Regions from separate parts of the Mus musculus genome. Here region 1 is linked to region 2. A link is a loop called in an ENCODE intact Hi-C map of the cell type or tissue named here. Cell type or tissue: left cerebral cortex. All regions are shown on one strand. Links, peaks and the distances in the headings refer to the core of each region. The heading gives the core; the rest is flanking DNA. Region 1 overlaps Tmem229b (transmembrane protein 229B). Region 2 holds the start of Gm46359 (a long non-coding RNA gene).

The links. Peaks named below come from ENCODE experiments on the same cell type or tissue, not always from the same donor. Only the 100,000 strongest peaks of a DNase experiment are listed, where the experiment ranks them.
Region 1: a loop joins it to region 2, with 2.3 times the contacts of the local background. A loop is called at or near these places in 9 of 42 quality-filtered maps.

Annotation. Positions count from the first base shown.
Region 1 is chr12:78,974,493-78,986,712 of GRCm38, reverse strand. It overlaps Tmem229b (transmembrane protein 229B), which reads left to right. Exons shown (of 3, transcript NM_178745.5): 2 at 8,772-8,952. Among named protein-coding and RNA genes, the nearest start is that of Tmem229b, 27 kb to the left of the region's middle. In left cerebral cortex, for the core only: no CTCF peak of the experiment used is centred there; DNase peaks (open chromatin) are centred at 4,105, 4,356, 5,207 and 5,817; H3K27ac peaks cover 322 bases.
Region 2 is chr12:78,914,975-78,927,194 of GRCm38, reverse strand. Gm46359 (a long non-coding RNA gene) reads right to left here and starts at 10,672. Exons shown (of 3, transcript XR_001780635.2): 1 at 10,160-10,672; 2 at 5,476-5,615. In left cerebral cortex, for the core only: CTCF peaks have their summits at 7,706 (motif pointing left) and 8,770 (motif pointing left); DNase peaks (open chromatin) are centred at 7,680 and 8,766.

The DNA of each region.
Region 1 (12,220 bases), core at 3,523-8,522, 61 kb before region 2:
AACCTTCAAAGCATTACTGATAGTCTGAGCTATAGCATGAACCAAAGGCCGACCTTATTCCTCAATAACCACAACTGTCTCCTGGTCACTTGCGTAGAAGTCACTTTACATACCATAGATAGTAACTTCTATGAAAGGTTACCCTCCCTTCATTTCAAATGCTAGCCTTGGCCACCGTGACCTCTTTCTGATTTGGTGAGAGAACACAGATACCTGCTCTGAAGGCACAAGATACCTGGGATCAACAGAATGGAACTCAGGGTTAGCAAATCTAGAGTAGTACTAGTCAATGGCATGTCCTGTGACAGCAGAAATATTCCATATCTGCTATCCAATATGGCAGACAAGGGCAATATTTAGCTTCAAGTACTTGCAATTCGGGTAGTTTACCTTAGAGATAAGTTTTCAATTTCATTCACTTTTACTTTTTGGTTTCTCGAGACAGGGTTTCTCTGTATAGCCCTGGCTGTCCTGGAACTCACTCTGTAGACCAGGCTGTCCTCGAACTCAGAAATCCACCTGCCTCTGAGTTCCAAGTGCTGGATTAAAGGCGTGCCCCACCACCACCCAGCTCACTTTTATCTATTAACACTTAAATAATCTCACATGTCCAGCGGCTACCCAATTACATGGTATATTTTTGGAATTTTGAGAAAAAAAGAATTTGTGCACTTCCTGTTCTTGGCATGTTCTTTATTCCTGGTCCACATGAGTGCTGTTTACAGGAGATGGGCAAGATTTGCTAGGTTGCTGGCAAAGGGAAGGTAAATTTTCCTTTCTACCAATTAAGGTTTGGACAATGACCAGGAGGGAGGCTTACATTAGCCATACTGTTTAACCTGACTTACCAATTTGAGGTCTGATTTCTCCCCATGTTTCCCTTTCTGTCTGCAAGGATCAGAGCCATTGTTGTTGGACCTGGATAGATGGCTATGTGGATGTGTGATCCTCGTGCCTGTCTTAGGAGTTCCTTGATTGACAGTGATAGAAATCCCATCATATTAGCCTGGATAAAAAGGAATGTTCAATAGCTATGATCCCAGCACTCAGGAGGCAAAAGTAAGTGGATCTCTGAGTTTGAGGACAGTCTGGTCTACAAAACATGTTCCAGCACAGCTAGGGCTACACAGAGAAACACGGTCAAAAAAAAAAAAAAAAAGTTCCTTTGCTTACAGGTAGAAGGAAGGTTAGACCATCAGTCAAAACCACAGGCAGGAGGAAGGTTAGACCATCGGTCAAAGTAATCCATTTTGCCTTCCCTTACTAACAAACCTGTTATTAGTGCAGCCAGTGCCTGCAAGGGGGCATTTCTGGCTGGTGGATCTTTGTTTGGTAGGCAGTGGTTTTGGTTGGCTGAGCCAGAGCTGTATACAGCACTGGGTACCTTGCAACCAGAGTGGGAATTGTCTGTGGTGGCAGGGGCAGGTGCCTGGCCTACAGTGAACTCAGTGAACTCAGACTTCCTGGGCTTGGCTGTGGTTGCTTGAAAGCCTCTGGGATGGCTTAGTTATGGAAGCAGAGCACTGAACCACACTGCTGGGCAGGTCTAGCTGTGGTTCTTATTTTGTTTTAATTAAATTTATTTATTCACTTTACAACTCAATATCAGCCCTTCCTGTACTTCCAATACCCCTTCATGGAAGTCCTCCCCTCATTCCCTTTAGAAGGGAAAGGCCCCCTCTGTGTGTCAGTCCCCACCCCCCCACCCCACCCCCACCCCACACACCAGACTAGGTGGACTAGGCACATCCTCTCCCACTGAGGCCAGACAAGGCTGTCCATTTAGGGGTATGGGATCCACAGGCAGGCAGGTAGGCAATGGACTCAGGAACAGCCCCTACTCCAGTTGTTTGGGGGACCCACAGGAGACCAGGCTGCTCATCTACATATGTGCAGGGGGCCTAGGTCCAGTCCAACCCATGCTTGTTCTTTGGTTGGTGATTTAGTCTCTAGGAGTCCCCAAGGTTAGTTGACTCTGTTAGTTTTCTTGTGGAGTCCCTGTCCTCTTTGGGTCCCTCAGTCTTTCTCCCAACTCTTCCACAAGACTCCCTGAGCTCCATCTACTGTTTGGGTGTGAGTCCCTGCATCCCTTTTCATTGGCTGTTGGGTGGAGCCTCTCAGAGGACAGTTAGGCTAGGTTCCTGTCGTGCATGCCCTTTTGGGTCTGGGTTACCTCACTCAGGATGATATTTAAAAAAACAAAAAACAAAAAATGACCTCTAGTCTTCTTTATGAGGAGTCACCCTTGCACCTGAAGACACAGACAGTGATGAGGAGGGAGGGCCCCATCCAGATTCCTGGTCACTCCTGTGGGGCTGGAAGGCTGCTGGTTTCTTATGACTGACAGGAGGTGGCTTGCTAGGGTCATCCCATGAGGTTGCTAGAGCCTCTGGCAGTGACCTAATGGGATCTGCGTGGGGAGGGTTATGGATAAGGGAGAGGCAAGGAGACTCTTCACTGTAACACATGCCCAGCTCTGGGACCGCAGCCAGGAGGCTAATTAGAAAGCTCAGCAGCTGTCCAGCTTTTCAGGCACTAAGTAGGAGCTACCAGGTGCCAGTGAACATCCTGGGAAGGAAAGGGAAGAGGCTGTGTGGGGAGGTTGTCAGGAAAAACACTCCGGGGTGTACTGGTTGGCAATCAGTGTTTTGTTAAGAGAGAGAGATTGGAAGGGACTTGCTAAGGCAGAATTAAGTGAGGAGGACTATGAGGGGACAGGAGGGGGCAGGACAAGAAGTTCCAAGTGAGAGAAGGTGGGGGTGAGAAGAGGAGGAGGCAGGGACCTCCAGAGTCCAATCCCAGAGCAAAGGGCCAAGTGGAAGGCCAAACCAAAAGCAGTGAGGGGCCAGCTGCCGTCTACACACACACACACACACACACACACACACACACACGTGCCTGTGCCTCCCATTTGCTTCCCAGGAGGCAGTGATATACTGCCTCTCTCTTGGAATACCTGCACACCAATTGTGTTTGTAGTTTTGGGTGTCACTCTGTGACTTGGGAACCTGCCAAAGTCATAGTGTTGAGTGCTGGTCTCACTCTAGAACGAGCTAACAAGGTTGAGTCGGCCTCTGGTTCCACCTGAGTTTTCACTATTGAAGTTCTTAGGGTGGGGCCCTGGCCAATCACCAGAACTCCTTGTGATAAAGTGATTAGAGGGGTGGACCTTCCAGCCCCCAGCGTTAGCCTCTCAAAGTATAAAGCTCTTGACAATCTTATCAAAATGTGCGGTGCTCCAGTTGCTGAACGGGCGCTGGCTGTGCAGCACCCCCCCCCCATCTCTACCTTGCTCCATTTTTCTATTTGTCCAGCTGCCCTGTCAAGGTATGTGTTTCTGTGAGTTCTGTGGGGCATCTGTGAGGTGGAAACCGAGGGCCTGGGAATAATGGTTTGTAGTCAGTGGTCAGAAGTGTGGGTGAAAACCTGTTTGTTATTGGTATTTGAGGTGGGGCAGTCATGTGGGAGGGAACACTCACATTTCTGGGAGAAACTGACATTGCCTTGGGGTAGAATTTCAGATTTTAAAACTGTTAGGATAAGCGATTGGTATCGGTAGAGAAACTGTTCTCTCTCTCTCTCTCTCTCTCTCTCTCTCTGTGTGTGTGTGTGTGTGTGTGTGTGTAGGGAGTCCCCCACAGCTGGTTAGAGAAGTGCAAGTGCTAAGTACTTGGTTGTGAGAGTGTGTTTGTTTGTTTGTTTGTTTTGGTGAACGATCACATTTTCACATTTGTTGTCCATGTGTTGTTGTTTATATTGTTGTTGTTAGACGAGGTTTCACGTAGAACTTGATGAGTAGCTGAAGCTAGCCTTGAACTCCCGATCCTCCTGCCTCCACCTCGTGAGTGCTGGGATTACAGGCTAATGCCAAGCCCAGTTTGAATATTTGATTTTTGCCTTTTTCTGAGAGATTTGGGGATTTCTGGGGAGAGAGGCCTGCAAGTGAAAGGGTGTTGTTGCAACCCCCCTCTGGCCCCCTTCTTAGGCTCCAGGCTATAGAGATGGAATAGGTGAGAGGATTTGGATTCCAGTCCGAGATGTAGACTGAATCCTGCAAGCCCAGCTTACCCTAAATAGTTACAGAGGAGAGAAAATGACGCAGGGGACATGCCTGCCAGCAGCTGCTGGTTAAACCTCTTTGGGAAATGAATTCTCCTCAGGAGAACTGGCTGGCCATGCATATTGTAGAAATAACAAAATGGGCTTTGTTGTTCTCTGGCCTGAACCTACCTGGTCCTCTGCTACGTAGGAGCCTTCAGTGTCCCCAGGGATGCCTGTCTGGGACACTCTGTTCCCAGCCTCACTCTCCCTGTGGACTTTCAGACAGATCTTGGGTATCACCCAGACCCATGCCACCCCCTCCTGGTCTGTGCTGGTGCTTGGAGATCGAAGTAAGAGAAGGAGCACTCCCTTTGTGCCTCCCATCTGCAGAGACAGACCCCTCCCCTTGGTGATGCTTTCGGGCAAGAGCTCCTTTTCCACGAAGGTACCATGGATAGACAAACTGCAGGCATTGCTAGATTTGGTTAATAGCAAACTAGATGACTCTATCAGCCAAGAATTTAGCTGGATCCTTCTCTGTTCTGCTTGCTCAGCTGTCCAATAGAAGACCTGTGGTCTCCAGGAACTCATCCGGTGTGACACACACACACGTGAGGTTATTTACAGATGGGATGACATATTTTATGGAAATATGGTTAGAGTCTCATGGAAATGGAAATGCCGGGTTGACTTTGAAGGCTGTGGTGGCCTCTCAAAGCAGCAGCATAGGAAGTGTCAGAGTAGGTACGCCACAGAGGAGGGCTGGGGGAGACAGGGATGGAAACTGAGTTGTAATCCCTGAGCCCCCCACCTCAGGGCTTCAAAGGAGCAAGGTGCCCAAGACCCAGGGTTTCATTAGATGCATAGATTTGACCAAATCTACTCTCTCTCTCTCTCTCTGTCTCTGTCTCTGTCTCTGTCTGTCTCTCTCTCTCTGAGACAGGATTTCTCTTTGTAGCCCTGGATTCCTAGAACTCACTCTGTAGACCAGGCTGGCCTCAAACTCAGAAATGTACCTGCCTCTGCCTCCCAAGTGCTGGGATTAAAGGCATGCGCCACCACTGCCCACCTTTGACCAAATTTCTTAATGTCCTAAGCCTTTAAATTTGTCGCCACCACCACCTTCCCAGAATAGATGTTGTCTCATCCTTCCCTGCTCCACAGGTGTCCTAAGAGAATCCTGAGAATTGACAAGCTTGAGTAGGCCCGGCTCTGCCTGCATGTTAGCTGCTATGAGGGCTCCTGATACATTTCACGTGCTGCTCAGGCTTCTGACTCAGGCTGTATGAACCACCAAAGAGCCTCATAGTTTCTGCCTCCTGGATTCCTGCTCTTTGTTGTTGTTGTGGTGGTGGTGGTGGTGGTGGTGTCTGGTTGTTTTTCCAGACAAGGTTTTTCTGTGTAGTCTTGGCTGTCCTAGAACTCACTCTGTAGCTCATGCTGGCCTCTCAACTCCCAGAGATCTGCCTGCCTCTGTCTCCCATAGTTCTGGGATTAAAGGTGTGTGCCACCACTGCCCAGCTTGGATCCTGCTCTTGAAGGCTAGAATGTTAAGAGAGATCTGGGGACAGCTTGTGCATTTGCAGAGAAAGGTGGGACCCCTGTAACCCTTGCATCTCATCCACGCCAGAGAAAAAGCCAGCAGACGGAGAAGCAGGAAGTAGCCAGCCAGAGGCTGATTTCCAGAGAGCTGCTCTGACCCCACAGTGGTGTCATCTCCTAGGATAGGATCTCAGCCCATAGCAGATGGCCATCGGCTGCTGCAGCACCAGGCTGCAGAAGCAGGATGTGGTTTTTGGTTTCTGTTTCTGTTTTGACTTGTGCTGTTGCTGTGGCTTGCCTTGGCCCCAGGAAAAAGGAAGTGCCTATGGGTGGGATTGAACTTTCCAGGCCATATGTCATGGTGGTGCAAATGGTGGACGGTGATATGGAGCAGGCTTCCTTAAGACTCTTTCATCCAGGCGATAGGTAGGTGCCAGGGTAACCTTTGCCCCAGCCCTGTTAGGCAGGCTAGGGAAGAGGAGGAAGATGAACAGGTGAGCGAGGGCTGAGGTTCCTGTTTGTAGAGGAATTGGGAGAGATGGGTGAAGCTGAGCACAGCAGCCTCCCTCCACAGGCACAACACATACCTTCAGTGTTCTCTGTGCAGAGTCCTGGCGCACCAGGGAAGGAGCCAACATGGGGACAGGTGAGCTTCTAAAGCAATCATGGCAGGGTATGTTTTATGTCCCCTACCCTCAAACTTTGTCTTGTCTGTTGTCCTCTACCTTTCTAGTTGTTAGTTTAGGTAGCCATGGGAGAGGATCTGCTTCCACTCAGAACCTCTGGGAGGGAGGAAGATGACCCTGGAGTACAGACTGTCATCTCTGTGTTCCACCCATGTGTGGGGGTGATAGTGCCACCTCTCAGGCTGCCCCCATGTGCTGAGCAAAGTTCTGTCTGGAGACCTGCACAGAAGGCTCTGTGTCAAGGGGAGTCTGATAGGAGCTCTGGTACCTTCATTTAATTTCATTATTCCTGAAATAAAGCATCATCTTACTAGTCTTGATAGCCAGGGTTGTAGTTCTATCTATTGTGAAGCAGGATAGTTGTGTGTATCTTACTCAAGATACACAATTTTTTTTATTAAACTAATAAAATTTATTTTAAAATATACAGCTCAGTATTGACATTTTTTAAGTCAGCAAAATAATTTATAATAGTCAAATGCCTCTTAAATATACATGATATCTTCTGAAGCTAAAAGTAATATTCACAGCCCGGCATGGTGGCGCACGCCTTTAATCCCAGCACTCGGGAGACAGAGGCAGGACACCCAGGGCTATACAGAGAAACCCTGTCTCAAAAAACCAAAAAAAAAAAAAAAAAAAGGTAATACTCACTCAACCAGTTTTTAAAATCTATTTGGAACATTAAATGTGATAGAAGTAGAAAAAAAAATCTCTTATGAAGTCCTCTATAAAAGGAAATTGTGACAAGTTCCTGATTAGACAGAAACTGTTCTATCTCCAAGGGAAAATATGCAGTGTAACTGTGGCTTCATAGAATGAGTTAGGTAGTGTTCCTTCTGTTTCTATTTTGTGGAATAGTTTGAAGAGTATTGGTATTAGGTCTTCTTTGAAGGTCTGATAGAACTCTGCACTAAACTCATCTGATCTTGGGCTTTTTTTGGTTGGCAGACTTTTAATGACTGCTTCTATTTCTTTAGGGATGATGGACTGTTTAGATGGTTTATCTGATCCTGATTTAACTTTGGTACCTGGTATCTGTCTAGAAAATTGTCCATTTTGTCTAGATTTTCCAGTTTTGTTGAGTATAGGCTTTTGTAGTAGGATCTGATGTTTTTTGAATTTCCTCAGTGTCTGTTGTTCTATCTCCCTTTTCATTTCTGACTTTGTTAATTTGGATACTGTCTCTGTGCCCTCTGGTTAGTCAAGCTAAGGGTTTATCTATCTTGTTGATTTTCTCAAAGAACCAGCTCCTGAGTTTGTTGATTCTTTGTATAGTTCTTTTTGTTTCTACTTGGTTGACTTCAGCCCTGGGTTTGATTATTTCCTGCTGTCTACTCCTCTTGGGTGTACTTGCTTCTTTTTGTTCTGGAGCTTTCAGGTGTGCTGTTAAGCTGGTAGTGTAAGATACACAATTTTTAAAGATCTGGGGGTATCACTCAGTGGTCAGGCCCTTGTCTAGTGTATGCCAAGTTCTGGGTCCAATCTCTAGTATTGTAAAAAGAAAAGAAAATGTCTTAGGGTTATTATTGAGAGAATTATGTGGCAAAAGGCCTTATGATGTAAGATTTATATCAGCTTCGAGCGAGTTGTTAACCTTACTCTTAAAGGACCTCACCAGTAAGTATTACAGTAGTGGATTATAGTTAAGAGTTGAGGTTTGTTGTTGTTGTTGTTATTGTTGTTGTTTCATTTGTTTTTTTTTTGTTTTGTTTTGTTTTGTTTTTGACATGGTCTCACTATGCAACCCTAGCTGACATCTGACTTGGGGAATTTCTTCTGCCTAAATCTCCTGAGTGCTAAGATTAAAGGGGTGCACCGCCAGGCTCAGCTCAGGTTCAGGGAGGCTTAGCATACTTTCTGCTTTCCTGCATTTCCTTGTGTGGTATACTTAATTCTCTAAATCAGCAGTTCTCAACCTGTGGGTGGCAACTCCCAAAAGACCATCAGAAAACACAGATATTTACATTATTGTTCCTAACCGCAGCAGTTTGAAGTAGCAATGGAATAATATTATGGTCTGGGGTCAACGCAGCATGAGGGATGTATTATTAAAGGGTCACAGCATTAGGACAGTTGAGAACCACTGTTCTAAATGCTAAAACAAAGATCCTGTACTGGTTGCCCTCCATGACGTTTTTGACTACCCTTGTAAATAGAGGTCTCCCCTGCATGGCAGAGTATACTTTAAAGCTAAGAATGGAGCTGGAGTCTAAAATTATATTTCCTTTTAGGTTTCAAAGTGTGCATTCATGCATGGTATAAAAAGGGCCCTAAGACTTAACTAACCCTGCAAGATGATCACCTGGGAACTATCCCAGCCTCTGATGTCTGAATCAACTGCCCTGAGCAGAGAGAGTGGCTGAGAGATGTCAGGTCCTAGGAAAGAAATCTTGGTGGTCTGTTGCTGAGTACTTGGCCTTAGATCTGCTTTTTGGTTGGCCTTGTTGCTTAGAACTGGGGGTGGATTAATCTAATGATAGCCACCTCTTTTATTCCCAGAGACACATGAAAGCCATCCTTCAGCCAGTCAAGAATTAACTGAGCACTGGGGTGAATGCTTATCTACATTGCTGAGAATGGCGTCAAGGTCCAGTCTGATACCAAGACGAGGTTAAATTGGGACAGAGCTGCACAGTGATCCTGATGTCTGTTCCCAGCTACGCAGTCAAGACTGTGATAAGTGAGTATGCCCCAGACATGTAGGGGAATCACTGGCCCAGTCTGCCTTCCTATTTGGCATCTTATCAGCACGGGTACAGGTCTAAGGGTTCAAGTTCTCAGCTTGCTTCCTGTCCAAGGGCTTGTCACAGGAATGGGAGGTGAGCACTGAGCAGTCTCAGGCTATGCCACTATTGGAGCCATCTTATGACTTCTAAGACTGGGCCAGACCCAGATTGGATGACCAGGATAAAACTAGACACCTGGGAGAGTGTGTCTTCATGTTCTGACTCAAGAAGCTCCTGGGTGCTTTCCATCCAAGTAGTGGGGGCTATGTCTTACCTAGAATCCGAATTCTGCCCCATACTATGAACAGTTAATGTACTGGCCCTCAAGGAGTTGGGCTCCTAAGTCCAGACAAACCACACAGGGTGAAAGGCCTTGACTGCAGAGCATGGTGTTCTTATCTGGCCTCTAGCCCAGTCGCCTCTCTGGCTTTTCTTTGATGATACTTTAAAGAATGGCAATTGGATGCTTTCCCTAACCCCTGAGGCCCAAAGACCATTACGTCAGTGCAGAGCAGGCAACACAATGGTGGTATTGGGGATCAGAAAGAAGGAAGCTCCAGAAAGTCAGGGTAGGTAGTTGGCACGTAGGCTGTTTTGGCACTGAGACCAGCTTGATTAGATAGCCTCTAAGAAGCCCATGGGCTGGTCCCTTGGAGCCCAGAGCTGATTCCATACTGGTATATGCAGAGATTGGGAAACAAGGTAACTGGGTTATTTCTCAGCTGTAGATAGATTTTGACTCTCCTAGCTGAGGTAAGAATCTATTTACCAGTTCACTTATGCTTGCAAAGTCATCATGTGCTACTAACAGGTCATTTCAGGACGTGTTCTTGATTTGAGGCCAGAATAGGGTAAGTGGGCCTGGATTTGAGGGGGCCTGGGAAGAGGAGGAAGAGGGTTATGGAGGTCACTGTGAGGATGTAGTGACCTAGATGCCATCACATGGCACAGGTTCTCATAGCAATCTACACTGTTAGTCTGAAGGCTGCCACGCCTTTGACTTGGTAGTTCCACTGCCTGAATTAATCCTGGAGAGATCTGCCATGCTGGGCATGGGGGCACACTCCCCACTTGGAGGGCAGAGACAGGCAGCTATCTAGATAGAGGAAAGCCTGGGCTTCCCCAGTTTGGGATGGGGAAGGGGATAGAAGGCAGGAAGGAAGCAAAGAAAGAAAAAAAGCAAGCTAGCAGAATGCACATCTTTAATTGAGAGGCAGGAGGATCAGTAGTTTGAAGCCAGCCTTGGATCAATGACTCTGTCTCAAAGAAACAAAAATGGTGGAAGGAAGGAAGAAAGGAAGGGAGGAAGAGACAAGGGAGGGGAGGAAAGGAGAGGAGGGATAGATAGATCTTTTATTATGAAATAATCTCAAACAAGAAAATGGCAATATTTCTTTTGTTACAGACATGGAAGATATTTCTGTGCTGTTCTCTGTAATAGGGGAAATGGAAAACAGTTATTACCTTTGTTCAACATCTTAGTCAAGTAAATTATAGTTTTCCACTTGGTGGGACATTATATAGCTATTCTAAGGATGAACACACAGGCTGTAGAACTTGGAAAAGACTGTGAAAACAGAAAGTAAGAGAGTGCGTCCCAGTGCCTTCCGCTGCACCTGTGGGCAGATAGCAAAGAGGAAGAGATACTGACTCTGTGACCTAAGTCTACTTATGATTGCTCTTCCTTTCTGTGGTGCCAGAATAGGCTTCTTCTACAGCAGTTTCTTGTAAGAACGCACCATTAATAGTGACTTTCTCTAAGAATGGGGGGCGGGGAGCTTTTGTTTGCTAAGTCATTCCTTCCTATAATATTTAAATTTTAGCTGGAGCATGTGTTATTTTAGTAATTGAAATAAAACAATAAAGATATTTTTAAATTTTAGAATTAAAACCTCTTAAAAGGCAATCTCCCCAAAGAGAGGAGAGGAGAGGAGAAAAACTGAGTCAGCTAGCTCTTTATTCCCATTGTGTTTAAGGCCTTGGGCCTGTTTGGGCCCATCTATCTGTCTACCCACCCACCTACCCGCCCACCCGCCTATCCATCCATCCATCTATGCATTCATTATTAGGCACTATTGCCAGGCACCAGTGAAGAAAACTAAGACTCACCACTTCCAGAGTTCTCATTGCAATAGGAAAAAGGCCATAAACAGCAGTAGACTATTAGAGAATGCTACAGAGAAGGTGACATGGGATGGTGTGAGTACCATGGGATGGTGTGAGTACCATGGGATGGTGTGAGTACCATGGGATGGTGTGAGTACCATGGGATGGTGTGAGTACCATGGGATGGTGTGAGTACCATGGGATGGTGTGAGTACCATGGGATGGTGTGAGTACCATGGGATGGTTGAGTAACAAACATCCACCTTTGATTGGGGATCAGGTCAGTCTCAGAGGGGTGAGAGCCGAGTTGAGTGACAGCAGAGAGACACATGAAGGTCCTAGAAGAGCATTCTAGTCAGGACACAGAATGCCTAGCCTGTGCCCTTAGCTGCAGGTCATCCATTGTTTCCCAAGCCCAGTGAATCTCTGGGCCAGGACAGACTCCAATCCCTGGTCCATCACCTTCATCTTTCCCATCTGGGATGGGAGTCCTTTTCATCTTTTAGTCTGAGTCCTTCCAAAGTCAGGGGTGGGATAGTTGTTTCTGACACCCTGGCTGTTACTGCTCTGGACAGATGGTCCCTCCGGACATTCTGTACACAGGCCGCTGCTCTTGGCTGGCATTTCCAAAGCGGGGCTGAGCTGGGTCAGATTTCCATACCAGGGTGGATTGGCACTTAGGAAAGTACTGGGTAATGTGTGCCCTGGCAAAGGGTCTTTAAACGGCTCATGACTTGAAGCCCTGAAGGGTGGCTTCGCCATGGCTGTGAGGCTCAGCTTTGACCTTGGAATGTTTATGTGTGGCTCCTGCCAGAATTTGGTCTGAGAAATAGGCTTGGAGTCTGTTATGTCTAACACTTAGTGGTGAACTTGGTTGATGGCCCAGTGAGAAAGTAATAAGTTTTCCATGAGTCTTATTACTCCCAATACCATCTCAGTATTTAGAGACAGCACCTTGGAAATAGTATCATAGAGGAGCCTGTAGCTGGCTTTTGGAGCAGTACAGGTGCTGATCAGGGGTGGAGCCAGGCTTATGAGGGTCTAATTCCCACCCCAGCCATTTAGATCTATAAGAATATAGGCTAATTATATAAATTTTTCTGCCTCATTTTTCCC
Region 2 (12,220 bases), core at 4,865-9,864:
TGTGCAAAATGTGCAAACACCAAACTTACTTAAACAAAAGACAGCCCCCCCCTTGTGGTGCCTCCAGGGTTACAGTCTGGGGATGCTTATGCCATGCCATCCAGGTCTTGAACAGCATTGACTTCTAGTCACTTAAAGATTTATTTATTTTGAGCCTTCATGTGGTTGTTGGGAAGTGAATTTTAGGACCTCTGCTCACAAAGATTTATTATTATACATAAGTACACTGTAGCTATCTTCTAACACACCAGAGGAGGGGGGTCAGATCTCATTACGGGTGGTTGTGAGCCACCCTGTGGCTGCTGGGAATTGAACTCAGGACCTCTGGAAGAGCATTCAGTGCTCTTACCCACGGAGCCATCTCAACAACCCGCCCCCCCTTCTTCCCCTCCCCATCCCACCCTCCACCTCCGAGGCAGTGTTTCTCTGTATAACCTCCCTGGCTGTCCTAGAACTCACTCTGTAGACCAGGCTGGCCTTGAACTCAGAAATCCGCCTGCCTCTGTCTCCCAAGTGCTGGGATTAAAGGCATGTGCCACCACTGCCTGGTGACTTCTATTCTCTTAATTAAAGTCTGGGGTCCCTAGGAGATTTAAAAAAAAAAAAAAAAAAAAAAAAAAGGAAAGGAAAGGAAAGGGTGGCAGGCAAGTAGAAACGCCCTTAAGCAAGAATCCCACAGAGGCTTTCTAGGTGTTTGGTTAATTATTCAAATGACCTACCTGGGCTTTTGTCAAAAACAGTCAAACCTTTTATGACTTCCTTACCCGAGGCTCAGGGAATGTTGAAGAAGACATGCACATGACAACAATTATTGAAAAAAGAGGCCATGAATTTCAAAGAGAACAAGAAAGGGTAAATGGGAAATTTGGAGGGAAGAAAGGAAAAGGGAAAAAGTTAAAAAATACTATAATATATATTAAAAAAAAATCCCTTGTATGACCATTCTGAGTCTTGGGAGGGCTTGTAGAACTGACTGCAACACGATGACTAGGCAGTGACTGTGGCCACTGTATCCTGTTATGGGCATCTCATGGAGGGGTTGCCACTGCCTCAGGGTCCGGGATTTTGGATGTCCATGCCTGTTGCTTGAATCCCTCTTCAGTCCTTCAAAGGCTCTCTTGTCTGTGGTTTGTGTAGTTGAGTGCTCTGCAATGTGAACGTGGTAATGAATCATCTGGTCTGATTACAGAACGAATGTTCCTGGGCCCTCTTTAAAGATTCTCAAAAAAAAAAAAAAAAAAAGGGGGGGGCTGGTGAGATGGCTCAGTGGGTAAGAGCACCCGACTGCTCTTCCGAAGGTCCAGCGTTCAAATCCCAGCAACCACATGGTGGCTCACAACCATCCGTAACAAGATCTGACTCCCTCTTCTGGAGTGTCTGAAGACAGCTACAGTGTACTTACATATAATAATAAATAAATCTTTAAAAAAAAAAAAAGATTCTCACCAACGAGTCACAGAGGTTCTGCGTCTTTATTCTGAGAGCATCCCAGTGACTCTGAGCCATTTACCTAGTCCCACCTGTTTTATTTTTGAGACAGAATTTCAAGGCTGGTCTACAACTCTTCATCCTCCTGCCTCAAACTCCACCATGAGGAATCGTTGTACAAGCAACTAGCTTTTAAGTTATTTTCTTTTTAACTTGAGTAATATTATAACAAGCACTGTAGAAACCACAAGGACCACATCTTAGCTATAGCTATGGAAGTAAGATTGTGGAATCAAAAGATGGAAACAGGCTTTTAAGGTTTAGTCATATTAGCATGTCTGTACTACCAAACATAAAATTGTATCACTTAGCCAGGCAGTGGTGGCCCATGCTTTTTATCTCAGCACTTGGGAGGCAGAGGCAGGTGGATTTCTGAGTTCTAGGCCAGCCTGGTCTACAGAATGAGTTTCAGGACAGCCAGGGCTATACAGAGAAATCCTGTCTCAAAACACCCCACCCATTCTCCCCCTCCCAAAAAATTGTTTCACTTAAATGGATTTTGCTTTGCTTTCAAACAGGATCTTGAGCAGTGCAGGGCTGGCTCGAACTCTTGATCCTTCTGTCTCCATGTCTTGACTGCTGGGATTATAGACATATACTACTATGCTTGGCTAGAATTGATATCTGCTTTCTTTTCTTTGAGACAGAGTCTCATGTATTGCTGCCTGTCTTTCTTACTATGTAGCCAAGTCTGGTCTTTAACTCCTGATCACCCTGCTTCTACACACCAAGGACTAAGATAACAGTCACACACCACCACACTGAACCTTAAATTGCTTTTTTCCAGGGGTTGTTTCGTTGACACAATACCTCATTATGGAGACCAAGTTAGTCTCAAACTCATAGAGATCTATATCCCTCTGCCTCCCAAGTGCTGGGATTAAAGATATGCTGCACCAGACTGGCCTTAAATTGATTTTTTTTAACAACATAAAAAGTTAATTAAAACAGGAGAATGAAGAGTTGTAGGCTAGCCTGGGATGTGTAGTGAAACTGAAACAGGAGAATGAAGAGTTGTAGGCTAGCCTGGGATGTGTAGTGAAGAGTTGTAGGCTAGCCTGGGATGTGTAGTGAAACTGAAACAGGAGAATGAAGAGTTGTAGGCTAGCCTGGGATGTGTAGGCTAGCCTGGGATGTGTAGGCTAGCCTGGGATGTGTAGGCTAGCCTGGGGTGTGTAGTGAAACTGTCTCAAAAGCAGACGGTTGGGCATGAAACTGGGAGATGGTTCAGAAACCCTGGTGTCCCAACTTTAATTCTAGCCTCAGAATTGAGAGGCAGGCTCCCCCCAGAACATGCTAGCTAGCAAGATTAGTCATATTGGAAAAGAATAAAATGGAGAAATAATTGAAGATGATCCCCATATCAACATTGTACCTCCAAATGCATCACACACACACTCACACACACCTACACACACACTCACACACACTTGTACAAACACTCACACTCATACCTATACACACACTCACACACATCTATATACACACACACCTATACACATACACACACCTACACACACATACACACACACACACACACTCACGGTGGGGGCAGAAGAGATGTTTAGATTTCAAGATTCACAGTGAGGCTGCTCATTTCTCTATTTGTGTGTGTGAACTCTTGATTCTTATCAAAAAGGATCAGGATTCTGGTTTTGGGTTTTTTTTTTTTTTTTTTTTTTTTTTTTTGTAAGCTTGGGGCAGTTCTTCAGTTATTTTGGGCAGAGAGCTTTATTTGCTCCATGAGTCTCTCCCCATCTGTGGCTTTCACTTCCCTGTTTGCTTTATTGCATTTGGTGGCACAAACGGCTTTTAAGAACAGATTTAGATCCATCCCTCCTGTCTCTGATGTCTGTTGCAGGGATAGTTAGAATGTTTTCTCTGGTCACAGCTGAAAGTTTCCATTTCCATTTCTCTCTGTGTCTTTTTATGACCCATTTGGAGTATACCGTGATGCACGATATGAAAAATATGGGTGGAAGCTGATCCTAAGCTGTGCTGACATCCCACAGTTTTCCCGCAGAGTGGCTCTTTCTTGTAGTGTTCTGTGGATGCTTCTTCACCATCGGCCAAGTCTTTAAATAATGTTTCTGTCTTAACATAGTCTACGCTGGTTCCTAACTTTTCTCTGTTTTTGCATCAAGGCCTCACTGTGTTTTGGTGGCTGGCCTCAAACTCACAACTCCATCTGTCTCTGCCTCCCAAGCGCTGGGATTAAGGTATGTGTCCCTACACGTGACTATCTTTTCTTATTTTTGTCCTGATATGTTTTGAGCTGGTCATGGTGGCACATGCCTGTGATCCGGCACCGACAAGCCTGATGAGGGGGACTATAAATTCCTGCCAAGATGGGTTAAATTGTGAGGCCCTGTCTCAAGCAAACAACAACAACTTTTTAAAAACTTTGCCTGGGCTGGAGAGATGGCTCAGAGGTTAAGAGCACTGACTGTTCTTCCTGAGTTCAAATCCCAACAACCACATGGTGGCTCACAACCATCCATAATGAGATCTGATGCCCTCTTCTGGGGTGTCTGAAGATAGCTACAGTGTATTTATATATAATAAGTAAATAAACCAACCTTAAAAACAAAACAAAACAAAACAAAACTTTGCCCATTCAGATTCCAAATGAATTTTAATAATTATATATGTTATATAATACATCCCATTTTGTCTTTTTCCTCCCCATTTTAGTCTTATTATTCAACTTCACAATCAGAATTAAAGGAGCTGGAGAGGTGACTCAGTAATTTAAAGCAGGGACTACTCTCACACAGGAATACAGTTTGATTCCCAGTACTTATGCCAGGTGGCTCACAACTACCGGCAACTCTTAGATACAGGGAACCCCATGTCTGTGGCCTCAAGGGCACCTGTACTCATGTGCACATGGTCACACATACACATAATTTTTTTAAAAGATTTTTAAAAATCAGAAACACTGTTGGTGGTGGCACAGGATCCCAGCACTCAGGTGGCAGAGGCAAGTGGATCTCTGTGAGTTTGAGGCCAGCCTGGCCTACAGAAATAGTTCTAGACCAACCTGGCCTACAGAGATAGTTCTAGGACAGCCAGGGCTACACACACACACACACACACACACACACACACACACAAAAGTCTGTCTCAAAAACAAAACAAAACAAAAAATCAGAATGAAAATCCATCCCTAGGTCAATCAGGTTTTTCTTTACTCTTTCTATTTAATTTTTTTCTTTGAGTAAATATGTTTTACCCCAAAGCATTTACTCAACCCCAACCACATACTTTATTTTCTGAGTTTCTGTTTTGAACAATCTTGCTCTCTCCCTTTCTGTTCCCTTTCCCCTAGGCCACTCTTATTCTTGTGCTTACTAAAATAAAAGCATTTGACCCAAAAGCCACACAGCTAAAATGATACACTTCCACCCTCCTGACCCAGCAGATGTCATTTCTTGGCATCAGCCAGCAGCTGTCTTTGGATTGCTGAGGACGCTCACAGCTGCCTTTCCCTCTTGACTTTTCCCTCCCTGTAAATGGGCAGACTTATCTTTGCACTATCTTCCTGGATTAAAACATTACTCATCTTTAAAAGACTCAATATTCCAGAAGTGCCGTCCCCACTTAATGTATGAAACAGGAGGAGACAGTGTACTAAGTCGAATGATGTCTCCTCAGCATTCATGCCCTCCAGGATGGGACTGATTTTAAATAAGGCCTTTGCAAGCAGAATCAGTTATAATGAGGTCATACTGGGGTTAGGATGGACCCTACACCCAATGACTGGTGTCTTTATAAAAGAGAAAACACATGGAGAAGCCATGTTGTGAATGAGAGACAAAGTGGAGGAATGTGTCTGCAAAACAAAACATTCCATCATTGCCAACATACCCCAGAAGGTAAGAGACTCGGGACAGGTTCCCTCCCATCTTCAAAGAACCTAGTCCTTTGGACACCCTGAGTTCAGACTTTCGGCTCCTCAAGTGTGAGAGTACACACTACACTCACTTGTGAAGGCAGCTGTATGGATGGCTCCAGTCCATCTTCCTGGGCCTCTCCACTGCTGGCGTTTCATCCTTAGATCCGCTGAGACAGGGGAGGGGTGTTCTTGAAATCCTGCCCAGAGCAGAACATGAGCAGTCCCCCCTCTGGAATGCAAACATCAAGGAAGGACAAATTTTCTCCTGTTTCCTGACCAACTGCAAAATCTGTCTTTGTAGCAGGACTATTTATGGGACATTCTGGTTTCAAGTACCCAAGGCTCTGTCATCAAGGGATTCAGTGGGGCATAATTTAGAAGTTTCTGACCACCAGGCTTTCAGTCTTGGCTCCACCATCTTTTAGAGACCTAATTCTGGACAAGTCGCTAGACATTTTGAAACCCTATCTGTAAATGGAGACAATAATCATTTACTCCCAGCATGTCTTACGGAGTTAGTGCTAGAATCCGTGAGATGATTTATGGAAAAGCATTGTTTAAACTGTGAACCTCTGGGTAGATGTTTCCAATCACTAGTGACTACCCATGAAGCAGAAGGGGCCGGGGGAAGGGTTGAAAGAGCTCATGCTTCTTGCTCTGTATCTTTGTTTTGTGTGTCAGGTTTGTGTGTTTAAGATGTGTTTTTATTATTTTAACTAAGTTTATGGGGTGGTAGGTACACATGACTTCAGGTGACCTCAAAGGCTGGAGAACACATTGGATTGCCTAGAGCTGGAGTTAGAGGGAGTTGTGAACTGCCCAACTTGGGTGCTGGGAACTGAACTCAGGTCCTGTGAAAAAGCTGTTTCAGCCTCACACTCTGGGACCGCCTTTCCAGTCACTAGTCTCTTATGTTTATTTTTTGAGTTCTGAGGATCATGTTCAGGGCTTCCCATGTAATAGAGACAGGCCCTGCTGCTAAACCACACCCTGGCCCATTCCATGTCTTCAGTGAAGTAAAAGGTGGAAAATACTGTTAAAGATTTTTTAAATGAAGAGTGTGTGTGTATATGAGAGTGTGTTTGTGTGTATATGTGTGTGTGAGTATGTATTGTATGTGTGTGTGTGTTTGTGTGTGACCAGTAGAAGCGAAAAGAGGTTGTCAGATACCCTGGAACTGTAGTCCGGGTGTTGTGAGCTGCCTGGTGTGTGTCTCCTGGAAGAATAGCAGGCAAGTGCTCTTACACGCTGTGTCTTCTTTCTAACCCCTGTATCATGCCTGTAATCCTAACTAGCACCAAGGAGGTGGAAGCAGGAGGATCATCCAAGTTTAAGGCAGCTTGGGAGACTTGAAACCCTGTCTTTCAAAAAGTCGTTTTCAAAAACATTTACTGAAGAAGCGAAAGCAAATAAAATTCTCTGCCCTCATTCCAAGTTACAGGTATACTAAATGATAAGACAATACAAAGGGTCTACTGTTGGTTTGCTGGCTTGCAACACCTCTTACACAGGTGTTAGGTATAACCATCGCTGATAGTGTTATTAATGGAAAACTTCGCTTCCGGTTCAGCTTCAGCCTGATGGAGTTTGAAAAAGTTATTTTATCCCTGTGGGTTCTAATGTATATAAAATGAAATGATACATCTTAAACCTTAATATTTCTCCCAATGCTGTAATCCTAGCATCTCTCTGACTCCCATGAGGTCGTTCCACTTGCCATGAAGACCGACATTAAGATTACCAGATGAGGGATGGAGAGTTGGCTCAATGGTTAAAAACAATTATTGTTCTCACTGAGGACCTGAGTTCAATTCCCAGCACCCACATGTCTGCTTACAACTTTCTTGTCACACTAGGCACTCGTGATAAACATCATACATTCAGGCAAAACTTATTTATGTAAAATTATAAGATAAATATATTTTTAAATGTTTTTTGTTGTTGTTGTTTTGTTTTTTAGATCATTATATGAGGAAGCTGGCTGCTCAAAGATCATGAGGTTGCCAGGTCACATCACAGGTGAATGTGGGGTGGTGGTGGTGCAGGAATTCTTCCACAGACACAGAATGACAAATACCCAACACTTAAGGAAGGAAAGGACAGGCCTCGAGCCCAGGGTGGAAAGGCAGGACTGAGCTGAGTAAGCTGGGTCTCTATCCCTGACTTAGTCCAAAGGTGGAAGGAGACCGTGAGGTAGATTAACATGCAGTTCTCTGCAAAGGCAGGGTACATACAGCTTAAAAGCCACGCTGAGGAGGCGGGCTGCTTGAGTTTGTAGGCTTACGCAACAATCATGGCAATAGCACCCTCTAGAGGATGGTTGGAAGATTACATATGTGTAAGCACTAGGAGGCACCTAAGGAGCTCGCGTGGGTGTGTGGTAATTGTCCTCCCAACACAAAGGGAAGGAAACATGGCATGACCTGTGTCCTGTGTATGCATGCATGGCTATATCTTGAGCCTGTAACAGACCACATAATTAGAATGGATGTTTCCCTATAAGGGAGATAAAGGTAATAAAATGTATGGGGGAACTAACAAAAGTATACAAGCTACGCCTTGCCGCACGTGGGGCTCAGTCTTTGGATATAAATCTGCTGATCAAGTGCCAGAACAAATAAATGCTACGTCCTGGCAGAAAGCCTTTGTCCCGTTTCTCTGTTTGAAAACGCCACAACAGACGATAAATTTTAAGTTATTTCTTTTTCCGTTTGCATGTTTGGGCGCCAATGTGTATGGTTTTCATTTGGAGGGTCAAAGTTGATTTTGCACATCATTCTTGATTTCTCTCCTACCTTATTCAATGAAGCAGGGTCTCTCTGCCTAAACCCAGAGCTAACTGGTATGGGTAGTCTCTCCTGCCGTGTTGCTCTAGAGGGTCTTGTCTTCATCTTCTGAGGCGGGATTTAAAATGGGCTACCCTGTTCAAGCAGCTTTAGTCATGAGGATTGGGACTCTGGTCTTCACTTTTGCATGGCCAGTGTTTAATCACTAAGCGTCCCCGTCCCCCCCCCCCCCCCCCCAGCTATCACTGTGTATTTTACTCTGATCTTAAGGAGCAAGGTGCAGTTTGAGTTTGGTGCATTGAGGACACCTTGTGTATGTGGGTAGATAGCTTCTCAAATGTTCTAGAAACAGCAGAGATGCCCCATCTGGGGGAGTGGAGGCCAATACAACATTCCCAAGCTCCTATAAACACCAAGAATACTCCGACTGTGTCTTGGGTTTAGTACAGGAACCCTGAAAAGAAAGGAGGGAGCACAGGAGCGAGGCTTTGGCTCCAGCTTGGATCCCCTGAATCTGCTGCGGAGAGAAAGCACTTCTGCCACAGCCTCCTCCACCTTACCTGCCAATGACCATTTCAACGACGCGAGGTTTGGTTGCCCTCTAGTGGCCACTCTGATGATGAAACTCACTTAAAACTGGCAGCAACGTGGTGTAGTACTTGCCCCTCCCCTTTGTTTCTCCTCTCCCCTCTTCTCCCCTCCCCTCTCTTCCCTTCCCCCTCTTTCCTGTCCTCTCCTCTCCTCTCTTCTTCCCTCCCTTCCCTCTCCTCTCTCCTTTCTTCTCTCCCTTCCCCTGATCTTTTTTTTTTTTTCTTTCCATTTTTTCTTTCTCCTCTCTCTGGCCCCATCCTTAACTTAATTTACTTATTATTGTAACTTTTACCATAGTTAATTTTTAGCTTCATACTTTACATTTTTGCCATTTTCCGCCTATGGTCATTCGTGGTAATAAACTTTGAGTGTATTTCTTTAAAAAAAAAATAGCACACCTTTAATCCCAGCACTTGGGAGGCAGAGGCAGGTGGATTTCTGAGTTCGAGGCCAGCCTGGTCTACAGAGTGAGTTCCAGGACAGCCAGGGCTACACAGAGAAACCTTGTCTCAGAAAAAAAAAAGAGAGAGAGAGAGAGCTGGGAGTGGTATAATATATATTTAATCCCAGCATTTAGGAGGAAGGGGCAGGAAGATCTCTGTCAATTTAAAGCCAGTCTGGTCAACATAGCAAGTTCCAGGCCAGCCAGGGCTACATGATATATAAATAAATAAATCTTAAAAAAAAAATCTAAGTGTGGTGGCATGTGCCCTCAATCCCAGCACTCGGGAGGCAGAGACAGAGGGATTTTTTGAGCTGGGGCCAGCCTGGTCTACAAAGCAAATTCCAGGACAACCAGCTTTACACAGAGAAGCCTGTCTCAAAAAGCCACCAACAAAAAAGGTTGTAGAGGGGACACAGTAAGAATGTCAATGTATGGGAAAGCCACCATATGGATGAGAAACTAGCAAGGAGACTGAGATTTTTTTTTTTTTTTTCTGAGACAGGATTTCTCTGTATAGCCCTGGCTGTCCTGGAACTCACTCTGTAGACCAGGCTGGTCTTGAACTCAGAAATCTGCCTGCCTCTGCCTCCCTAGTGCTGGGATTAAAGGCGTTCGCTACCGCGCCCGGCTGAGACTGAGATTTTTGAAGAAAAAAAAATCAATCTGAAATTCTGGAGATGAAAAACTCAGTGAAGGGCCAGTGAAATGGCTCTGTGGGTAAAGGCAGTAGCTGCCAGGCCCGATGACCTGGGTCTGATCCACGGCACCCACAGGACAGAAGGAGAGGACTGGTTCCTGCAAGCTCCCTTCTCACCTTCTGAACTCAAGACACACAGGTTTGCCGTGCCCTGTGTCCTCGCCACCAGAAAATAAATCAGTTAATGCAATTTTTAAACTTAAAAAAAAAAAAGCTGAATAAAGCAAACAAAAAGTACAGTGGGAAATACTCACCCTGAAGGCTCACCCTGCAGAGAGGCAGGAAAACTGCCAAAAGTTTGAGGCTACCTTGTTCTACACAGTAAGTTCTGTGCCAGCCCAGTCTCCATTGTGATACCCTGTCTTAAGAAAACAAACAATAGTAGCAAGGGAAACAATGGAAAGCGACACCAAAAGAGTAAGTCAAGCAGAAGAGGGAACACCCAGGACAGAGGGCAAGGTTGAGGGAATGATATATAGTTCTGCCTGCATTCACACCTGCATGCCAAATGGGGGCACCAGATCTAGAGGATCTGACACCCTCTTCTGCCCTCCATGGGCATCAGGCATTCAAGCAGTACAGAGATATACAAGCAGGCAAACACTCATCTGTAAAATAAGGCAGGCAGAACTCTACAAGTTCAAGGCCAGCCTGGTCTACACATCAAGTTCCCCTCCAGCCAGTCAGGCCTGCATAGTGAGATTCCATCTCAAAAAAAAAATTTTTTTTTTATTCATTATATGAGTATGTGTATATCTCTGTGTGGGTTTGTGCTGCTGAGTGCAGTGCCCATGGAGGCCAGAAGAGGGCGTCAGATCCTTGGGTCTGGAGTTAAAGATGGCTGTGGTTGATGTAGCACAAGGAACAGAATTCAGGTCTTCTGCAAGAGTGTATGCTCTTAACCACTGAGTCATCTCTCCAGCCCTTGGTAACCCTAACAACTAAAATAGTAATAATGGCATTATTTTAAAACCTATATTTTCACCTGGGTAGTAGTGGCCCACGCCGTTATTCTCAGCATTCAAAAGTCGGAGGTAGGTGGATCTCTTGAGTTTGAGGCCAGCCTGGTCTACGGAGTGAGTTCCAGGGCAGCCAGGACTACACAGAGAAACCCTGTCTCAGAAAAAAACAAAACAAAACAAAACAAAAACCTGTAGTTTTTCTGCTATCAATGTCCTTATACATTACACAGCTATTCCATCCACTCAGAATTCCTTATATGTCGCCTTTGCTCACCAAGCGCAGGCCTGGGGAAGCTGTGCTTGGGACTCTCCTACGAGAGTCCAGATACACTCGTGAGAAAAGAAGCAGGAAAGACATGGAGAAGTTCATATACTCACAAGCCCAGAGACAGGAAGGGCTGCAGTCAGAAACTCTAAGACACAAGGAAGGAGAAAACTTAGGCTGTGGTCTTTAGTGAGGGAAGGTCAGGAAGGCAGGAGGAACAGTCTGGGATTGCCCATAAAGGGCTCTACAATTTTGGGGTGCCCCTGGTTGTCTTGTGCCTGGCCCTTGGATGACTTCGAGATGATTAAAGCAGAAATGTGTTGTCTCCTGGGGTGTACAGGCCAGATAGGGGAGGGGTGCCTCTGGACTGGTTAGCATGCATATCAAAAGTACGTGTCTTGGCGTTTCTAAGAACTGTCTATCTCCAAAAGTGTCAGTCTCTTCCTATGCCAAAACCTCTCTCATGCTAGGGAATCTACCACTGTGATACTAGCCTGGTCCTTCAAATAGGTTTAGGGGTGGGGTAGTGTGTGTGTGTATGTGTGTGTGTGTGTGTGTGTGTGTGTGTGTGTGTGTGTGTGTGTGTACATGTGTGTATATGTGATGGTCAAAGGCTAACCTTGGGTGCTTCTTCAGTGGCCATCCATGTTTTTATTAAGACACAGGGTAACTCGATGGCAATTCATTAAGTAGGCTAGGCAGGCCAGGGATTCCTAGGAATCCCCCTGTCTCCCTACTCTGGGTACGAATTACAAGGATGTCCCACTACAACTGGGTCCAGGGATTAAACTCAGGCTCTCGTGTTTGTAAGTCAAACACTTTACTGATGGTCGTCTCCTCAGGCCCAGCTTGGTTCTTAAAGATTTAAAAATATTCTATAGAAGCCGTTCACATGACTAGAACACTTCCCACATCTTCAGTCAGATGCCATTTGTCCTTATGCCACGCCCTGTTCTACACATCTGGATTATTTGTTAGGGTCCATCAGATGGTTCGCAGTTTACACAACAGCTGCCGGAGGTGAGCCCTCTGGAAGCAGTGAACTGTGGCAGCAGGGGAAGAGATTTTAAAAAGCATTTAAGGGTTGG